2 separate regions of the Homo sapiens genome follow, and region 1 is linked to region 2. A link is a loop called in an ENCODE intact Hi-C map of the cell type or tissue named here. Cell type or tissue: B cell. All regions are shown on one strand. Links, peaks and the distances in the headings refer to the core of each region. The heading gives the core; the rest is flanking DNA. Region 1 has its middle 56 kb from the start of TEX44. Region 2 holds the start of COPS7B (COP9 signalosome subunit 7B).

The links. A loop is a pair of places that touch in the nucleus more often than their neighbours do. Peaks named below come from ENCODE experiments on the same cell type or tissue, not always from the same donor. Only the 100,000 strongest peaks of a DNase experiment are listed, where the experiment ranks them.
Region 1: it touches region 2 in a loop (12-fold over the local background); 1 of 110 quality-filtered maps calls a loop at or near these places.

Annotation. Positions count from the first base shown.
Region 1 is chr2:231,646,702-231,651,087 of GRCh38, reverse strand. No RefSeq gene overlaps it. Among named protein-coding and RNA genes, the nearest start is that of TEX44, 56 kb to the right of the region's middle. RefSeq lists an enhancer at 4,078-4,386. In B cell, for the core only: CTCF peaks have their summits at 2,106 and 2,310 (motif pointing left); a DNase peak (open chromatin) is centred at 2,317.
Region 2 is chr2:231,784,193-231,788,578 of GRCh38, reverse strand. COPS7B (COP9 signalosome subunit 7B) reads right to left here and starts at 2,134. Exons shown (of 7, transcript NM_022730.4): 1 at 2,041-2,134; 2 at 1-24. The coding sequence starts at 8. RefSeq lists silencers at 1,877-2,136, 2,227-2,406, 2,417-2,496. In B cell, for the core only: CTCF peaks have their summits at 1,550 and 1,771 (motif pointing right); a DNase peak (open chromatin) is centred at 2,158; H3K4me3 peaks cover 1,468 bases; H3K27ac peaks cover 1,618 bases.

The sequences.
Region 1 (4,386 bases), core at 63-4,062, 140 kb after region 2:
CTGCGTTAGCCAGGATGGTCTCAATTTCCCGACTTCGTCATCCGCCTGCCTCAGCCTCCCAAAGTGCTGGGATTACAGGCGTGAGCCACTGCGCCTGGCCTTTTTATTTATTTATTTATTTTTTGATATGGAGTCTTGCTGTGTCGCCAGGCTGGAGTGCAGTGGTGTGATCTCGGCTCACTGCAACCTCTGCCTCCCAGGTTCAAGCGATTCTCCTGCCTCAGCCTCCTAAGTAGCTGGGATTACAGGTGCGTGCCACCATGCCCAGCTAATTTTTGTATTTTTAGTAGAGACAGGGTTTCACCATGTTGGCCAGGCTGGTCTGGATCTCCTGACCTCATGATCCGCCCACCTCGACCTCCCAAAGTTCTGGGATTACAGGCGTGAGCCACCACGCCCTGCCGAGGTATTTTCTTATCACGCCACAGTTGTGGAAGATATTTTGGATGTCTTCATGTTCATCATGATTTTGAAATCATGGTAATGCCCGGCACAGTGGCTCACGACTGTAATCCCAGCACTTTGGGAAGTTGAGGTGGGAGGATTTGCTTGAGTCCAGGAGTTTGAGACCAGCCTGGGCAACATAGTGAGAACCATTTCTACAAAAAAAAAAAAAAAAAAACCAGCTGGGCATGATGGCATGCGTCTGTAGTCCCAGCTACTTGGGAGGCTGAGGTGGGAGAATTGCTTGAATTTGGGACGTCGAGACTGCAGTGAGCTATGATCACGTCATTGCACTCTAGCCTGGGTAACAGTGAGACCATGTCTCAAAAAAAAAAAAAGTCGTAGTTATCATGCTCACTGCTGGATCTAGTTATTGAATACATTTATAAAGAATCACCCTTGGCTGGGCATGGTGGCTCATGCCTGTAATCCCAGCACTTTGGGAGGTGGAGGCAGGTGGATCATTTGAGGTCAGGAGTTCGAGACCAACCTGACCAACATGGTGAAACCCTGTCTCTACTAAATATAAAAAAAATTAGCTGGGCGTGGTGGCACGTCTGTGTAATCCTAGCTACTTGGGAGGCTGGGGCTGGAGAATCATTTGAACCCGAGAGGTGGAGGTTGCGGTGAGCAGAGATCGCACCATTGCACTCCAGCCTGGGCAATAAGAGCAAAACTCTGTCTAAAAAAAAAAAAAAAAAAAAAAAAAAAAAAAAAAAAAAAAGAATTACCCTCACACCTGTCATCCCAGCACTTGGGGAAGCTGAGGCAGGAGTATCACTTCTTGAAGCCAGGAGTTTGAGACCAACCTGGCCAACGTAGTGAAACCCCACCTCTACTAAAAATACAAAAATTAGCTGGGTCTGGTGGCTGGCACCTGTAATTCCAGCTACTTGGGAGATTTAGGCAGGAGAATCGCTTGAACCCAGGAGGTGGAGGTTGCAGTGAGCCGAGATTGTGCCACTGCACTCCAGCCTGGGCAGCAGAGCAAGATTCTGTTTCAAAAAATAAAATAAATGTCGGGCATAGTGGCTCACACCTGCAATCCCAGCACTTTGGGAGGCCAAGGCGGGCGGATTACCTGAGGTCAGGAGTTTGAGACCAGCCTGACCAACATGGAGAAACCCCGTCTCCACTAAAAATACAAAATTAGCTGGGCGTGGTGGCTCATGCCTGTAATCCCAGCACTCTGGGAGGCCAAGGCGGGCAGATCACGAGGTCAGGAGATGGAGACCATCCTGGCTAACACGATGAAACCTCATCTCTACTAAAAATACAAAAAATTAGCCAGGTATGGTGGCCTGCACCTGTAGTCCCACATACTCGGGAGGCTGAGGCAGGAGAATCGCTTGAACCCAGGAGGGGGAGGTTGCAGTGAGCCAAGATTGCGCCACTGCACTCCAGCCTGGGCGACAGAGTGAGACTCCATCTCAAAAAACAAAACAAAACAAAAAACAAAACAAAAAAAGAAAAAAAATACAAAATTAGCCAGGCGTCATGGCACATGCCTGTAATCCCAGCTACTTGGGAGAATGAGGCAGGAGAATCACTTAAGCCCGGGAGGCAGAGGTTGCGGTGAGCCAAGATCACACCATTGCACTCCAGCCTGGGCAACAAGAGTGAAACTCCGTCTCAAAATAAATAAATAAATAAAAATAAAAATGCAAAAACCACTCTGAGAAAGGTCCCTGGGCCCCCCTAGACTCCAGGGGCCTGTGGCACAGAAGAGGAAGCAGCCCTGCCCAGCACCAACTACACTCACGGTCACCCCACCAGCCCTCCCTCCTGGCATCCCTGTCTCCACTCCTGTGCCTCAGGTGGCCTGGCACCCCTCCTTAGTGGCCAGACACCTTGAGTGGCCACACGCTGCCATCTGCTGGGGTTGGCCCACACGGCACCCTGGTGGCGCTGGTTCCTGCTGGTCCTTCTGTTCCCTGGGACACCTCTTCCCCAAGGCAGTGGGTGCGCCTGACTGGGAGGAAGTCTCTGGGAGCAGGTCAGCATCAGAGCACAAAACAGGGGTGTCAGAGCTGGAGGCAGGGAAATCTGTAATTTCAATATCAGGTGGAAAGAATCTTTAAGGACAGCTGCTCTTTGAATAGATAAATGAGCACAAGGGACAACATTTCAAAAGGTAAAAAAAAAATGTGAGAAGTTTCTCTCCCACCCTGTCCCTTGGCCTCAAACTCTTTTTTTTTTTTTGAGACGGAGTCTCCCTCTGTGGCCCAGGCTGGAGTGCAGTGGCGCAATCTCAGCTCACTGCAACCTCCACCTCCCAGGTTTAAGTGATTCTCCTGCCTCAGCCTCCCAAGTAGCTAGGATTACAGGCGCCCACCACCATGCCAGGCTAATTTTTTATATCTTTAGTAGAGACGGGGTTTCACCATGTTGGCCAGGCTGGTCTGAAACTCCTGACCTCGTGATCTGCCCGCCTTGGCGTCACAAAGTGCTGGGATTACAGGCATGAGCCACTGTGCCCAGCTGGCCTGCATTTGCTTTTTTATTTAGCAACCTATGCTTTGGAGATTGCTCCTTATCTACATAGAAGTAGCATCCTCGTTTTTTTCTCTTTATTTTTCTCAGATCATTTCCAAAGCAGTCCATTGAAAAATAATGTCTTGGCCGGGCGCAGTGGCTCACGCCTGTAATCCCAGCACTTTGGGAGGCCCAGGCGGGCGGATCACGAGGTCAGGAGATGGAGACTATCCTGGCTAACACAGTGAAACCCCGTCTCTACTAAAAATACAAAAAAGTAGCTGGGCGTGGTGGCAGGCGCCTGTAGTCCCAGCTACTTGTGAGGCTGAGGCAGGAGAATGGCGTGAACCCGTGAGGCAGAGCTTGCAGTGAGCCGAGATTGCGCCACTGCACTCCAGCCTGGGCGACAGAGCGAGACTCCGTCTCAAAAAAAATAAATTAATTAATTAAATAATGTCTTTCCATAGAAACAGGAATACCCAGACATCGTTAGAAATTTCAGGATAGTTCTAGGATTTTCTTACTCACCTCCAAAATTCTAGGGATACTGAGTTGAGTAATTCTGTATTCCTCTGCAGTGGATTTGCATTTCAAAGGGACCTCATAGGACTATGGTGCTTTAACCCCCCAAAATGACTAGATGGTGGAATTTTGGGCAGCAGGATCTGAGGTAGCTTGGTCTCTGGGTAGAGGATTTTATCTGTGGTGTCCCTAAGTCCAGGTGTTAGAGCACCATTTATTTCTGTCTATTCCTCAGTGCTTGATGAGTTTGGTTAGTGTGAGTTGGTCCTCCAGAAAGGGATTCCCTCTGGCACACAGAGCTGAGGGCTGCACTGCAGACCATGCTGAATTCTTAGGTTCAGCGTTCTGGAGCCTGCAAATGAAGCTGACAAAAGACAAACGGCTGGGCTCGGTGGCTCATGCCTGTAATCCTAGCACTCTGGGAGGCCAAGGAGGGCAGATTGCCTGAGCTCGGGAGTTCGAAACCAGCCTGGGCAAAACGGTGAAACCCCACCTCTACTAAAAATACAAAAAAAAATCAGCCGGGCATGGTGGTGTGTGCCTGTAGTCCCGGCTACTTGAGAGGCTGAGACAGGAGAATTGTTTGAACTCGGAAGGCGGGGTTGCAGTAAGCCAAGTTCGCGCCACTGCACTCCAGCCTGGGCAACACAGCAAGACTCCATCTCCAAAAAAAAAGATAAATAAGCAAGAGACATGTTTGCAGGCAGGAGTTTGCAGAAAAATGTGACTCACGGAGGTGGTTAGAATTTGGGGCTTACATATTATCTTCATAGGAGAAGTGAGGGGGAGAAAAGCTACTTATGGGAAAACAAATTACTTTTAGGAGAACTAAATGGGCTCTTAGCGAGAGGATCGCTTGAGCCCAGGAGTTTGAGGTTACAGTGAGCTATGATCAGCTATGATCATGCCATTGCGCTCCAGCCTGGGCAACCAAGCAACACCCTG
Region 2 (4,386 bases), core at 225-4,224:
CCTGCCATTCTCTGGCCTTGAAATCTGTCCAAAAGAAAATTGTGTCAGTCATTCTTCCTTCTCCTTTGCAAAGTCTGTGCCTATTCAGTGCTGAATCAAACACCAGAATACTTTACTTTTATAGTGTTGATAAAGAAAAAACAGGACAAGTGCAGTGGCTCATGCCTGTAATCCCAGCACTTTGGGAGGCTGAGGCGGGTGGATCACCTGAGGTGAGGAGTTCGAGACCAGTATGGGCAACATGGCAAAACCCCATCTCTACTAAAAATACAAAAATTAGCTAGGCTGGTGGCAGATACCTGTAGTCCCAGTTACTTGGGAGGCTGTGGCACAAGAATTGCTTGAACCCAGGAGGTGGAGGTTGCAGTGAGCCAAGATTGTGCCACTGCACTCCAGCCTGGGCAACAGAGCGAGACTGTCTCAAAAAAAAAAAAAAAAAAAACAGTTCCTGAGTCCAGATGCAATGACCACCTTATGAGATGGGTGGAGTTCAACCTGGAGTTAAAAGGATCTTGTCCTAAATTCTGGTGTTTGAAACACACTTTGTAAAAGTCATTTCACTTCCACCTGTCCCTCCTCCAGAGGCAACACCTTCTAAGTCCTTAAACCTGACCAGGACCTAAAGAAAAACACATGAGTTTCTCAGCAGCTGTTTTATATCCACCTCGTTTATACATTCTGGTTAAGAAATGGAGGATACTGCCTATACACAGAGGCACCGGATGTAAGCAAAAGCAATCAGTTACAGCTCCCACTGTGTCATCAGAATCCAATCTACAGCCAGACAGATAAGGAAAACAAAAAACCAGACAAGAAAGATGTCTCATTTAATCAAGTCAAGTAAGCACAGATAAAGGGAGACATCATTTTGAAAGAAAAGTAGCGATATATTCAAACTAAGAACATACATGCTGTGTAAGACCATGGGGAAAAATCCCTGTATTCGGCCTCCTCCTGATACGACATTTTAACCAAACGTGACTTCAGAATGTGTAAAAAAAAAAAAACCTCAAGAAAACGATAAAAAGATTTGGGAAAACAGTGAAAATATTGTATCAGCGCTCCGAAGACATTAAGTACAGGAGGGTCCCTCAATTGTGTAATCTAATTACACGCTGAGTGTACAGGAGTTCCAGGTAAGATTTCTCCTCCAAGAATGATACATATTAGAGCAGCGTGACAAAATGAACGAAAAACGGTATAGTAGAGTGCAGCAAAGAACAATTTGAAGAATAGTTTGGTGCAAGAGGAACTAAGTTTTGTGTTGGCAGGCACACAGATTAGTTGCCCTTTCACAGTATTAGAGAAACAAGTATGTCGCCTCACTTAGGGTTACCTAAGAAGGTCCGGCCAGACACAGGAAAAACAATGAAGTGCTGGGGAACAACGAGTTTGAGGACGGAAGGGAAAGGGAAAAGAGAAGGGGAGAGGATACGAGGAAGAAGGAAAGGAGTAGGGAAGAAAGGAGGGTCGGTGACGGTAAAGAGGGAAGGAGCGAAAAGGCCCTTCCAAGAGGACCCGTGTGAAGAGACAGATGGGGATCTCTGCAAAGAGTCCCAATGTTAGGAGGTGGGGGTGGAGAGGGGGTAGGGAAATGGAGAGAAACTTCTGTCCCTTCAAAAAATCTCGGCTTAAGGAGCAAAGCCTGTGGGCGCAGAGAATGTAAAGAGACGGAGACAGTCGCTTTCTTCTGGAGTGGGAGGGCCAGAGGCTAGGCACAGAGCGGAGATAAATTCCCGTCAGGGGAGGGCGCTATTTGGATGGACTGGAGAGGGGCAAACGAGCAGCCTTTGGGGATGGGAGAGCGAAAGCAGCCACAGCACTGAAGCTGAGGGTCGCAAGCTGCAGCAGACCTCACGGTGGGCGGTATGCTCCAAGCAGGGCCGCAGGCGTGGAGTGAGGAGCCGCGGGACGCGCTCCCCAAGGCGGGGGCGGGGCGGGCACGGCCGCGGGCTTCCTTGGCGGCGGGCTCTAAGCCGGATCGTCTGGCCGAGCCTGGAGCGCCGGCCCCGCTCGGCCCACCCTCTCGCTAGCTCCTACCTGTCCACGCCACCTCTCGGTCCTCTTAGTCGCTGGCTCGGCCTCCCGGCGCCTGCCCGCAGGTTGTCAAGCGTCCATGATCACCCCGGCGTCCGGCGCTTTTCTGTCTCCGCCGACCCGTCGCCCGTGCAGCTCCCCCGGAAGCCTCCCACCGCTGCACTCGCGTTCCGCCCACACAAGGTTCCACCCGCCGCGTTTACAGCCTTCGACCTCCGGTGGGGAAGTGGGAGCGAGGGGGCGGGGAAGAGTCTGCAGCCCGGGAACCAGGCGGGGAGGGGGTGGCTAGGGGCCCAAGGAGAGGAATGCGGCCTAGACGGTACTGCAGCCCAACCGTCGCCATCGCCATCCCGGGCCCCAAATCCTCCCCTTAGGCTGTGCTTTCTCTCTCAGGAGCTCCCCATGGCTACTGCGCTACCCCTGGGCACCGAGATACATTAAGCCTACTAACTACCACTTATTGAGCGTTTTACCATGTGCCAGGTGCTGTACATGCATTATCTCGTTGAATTCTCATAACTGTGGCTTGTATTATTGTTCCCATTTTTCAGGTGAGTTAACTAAGTCCAAAAGTCAGAAAGTGACAAAGCTTGCTATCTTTGTCAAACCCAGGCTATCTGAGGCCGAAGACGATGTTCTTGACCTCTATTCAGAAAATGTTTTAAAATAAGCAAGAGATGGGTTAAGCCAACAATGGTTCTATGACCAAAATGTCATTGATAGAGTTGCATCTGGTGCTTACCAACTCCCCTGGGAAGATGGCTAAGAAATGCCACATAATTGAACACTTAAACTGATTCCTGTATACACCACAGTCTTTCAGGTCTTGAAAATGAGAGAGAAAAACAGCCCTATTTGCCTATCGTGCGTTAGAATGCAGAAATGAGACAGGACAAATGCAAAGGAGCCTAGCATCAACCAACTCATTCATTTATTCAAAAACATTTCTTTAGCACCTATTATGTCCTGAAAAGTTATATGAAGATAAAACAAAGCTCTTACCCTCAAAAGCTCCAATGTGTTAAATGCTATGGGGAAGATATGACAACACTTTGGAAGCACAGAAGAGGTTGGGGAAGAAAAAAACAGACAAAAAGGGGAAAAAAGGGGGGTAGTGCCCATTGTCACAGAGGCTCGCACTGTGCAGCATATACTGATGTCAAAAAGAAACCCAGAGTGGTTTGACCCCAGGGTTTTCAAGAGTGAGAAATGAGGGGTACAGAGCTGGAGTCAGGTCATCAAAGGTCTTGGAATCCACATGCCAGGTACTGGGGAATTACTTAGGCTTTTTAAGCTAAGGAGAGGTATGAATAATTGCCTTGTTAGAGTGATCATGCTAGGTGCTATAGGAGTGGATTGGATGTGGAGAGAATTGGAGGCAGGGAAAACCTCCGGTGAGGTGACCGATTTATTCTAGATAAGAGATTGTGTTGCCGGGCGCGGTGGCTCACGCCTGTAATCCCAGCACTTTGGGAGGCCAAGGTGGGCAGATCACCTGAGGTCAGGAGTTCGAGACCGGCCTGGGCCACATGGCAAAACTCTGTCTCTACTAAAAATACAAAAATTAGCTGGGCATGGTGATGCACTACTAATCTCAGCTACTCTGGAGGCTGAGGCATGAGAATCGCTTGAACCCAGGAGGTGGAGGTTGCAGTGAGCCGAAATTGCGCCACTGCATTCCAGCCTGGGCAACAGACTGAGACTGCATCTCAAAAATACAAACAAAAACAAAGGTAGTGGCAATTGGGGATGAAAAAGAAGGGACACTGTTGGAGACATTTAGACTATAGAATCTATAAGACTTGGTGACCAGTTGAATATAAGGAGAGGGAGGGAGCATAACACCCAGGATTCTGCGCTGGGAGGCCAGAGCTGTCTAGAGCTAGTGTTAAGTGAACAGGGCTATGGAAGAGGAGGGACAAATATGAGAGTGAGAGGAAGACAAGTGAGTTTAGTGTGACTTCATAGAAATTCCAGCAATGCCTCTACTTCCTCTAGAACAATGTCCAGACTCCATGGCTGCAATTTGGATTTAGTATTTTGGTTTTTTTTTCCCTTAAGAGACAGAGTCTTACTCTGTCACCGCGGCTGGAGTGCAGTGGCACTATCATAGCTCACCTCAGCCTTGAACTTCTGGGCTCAAGGGATCCTACCACCTCCACCTCCCAAGTAGCTAGGACTAGAGGTGCGTGCCACCACACCCGGCAAATTTATTCCTTTTTTTTTTTTTAAAGATGGGGTCTCACTATGTTGCTCAAGCTGGTCTTCCCTGATCTCAAGTGATCCTCCCACCTTGGCTCCCAGAGTGCTGAGATTACAGGCGTGAGCCACCACGCCCAGGCAGTGGCT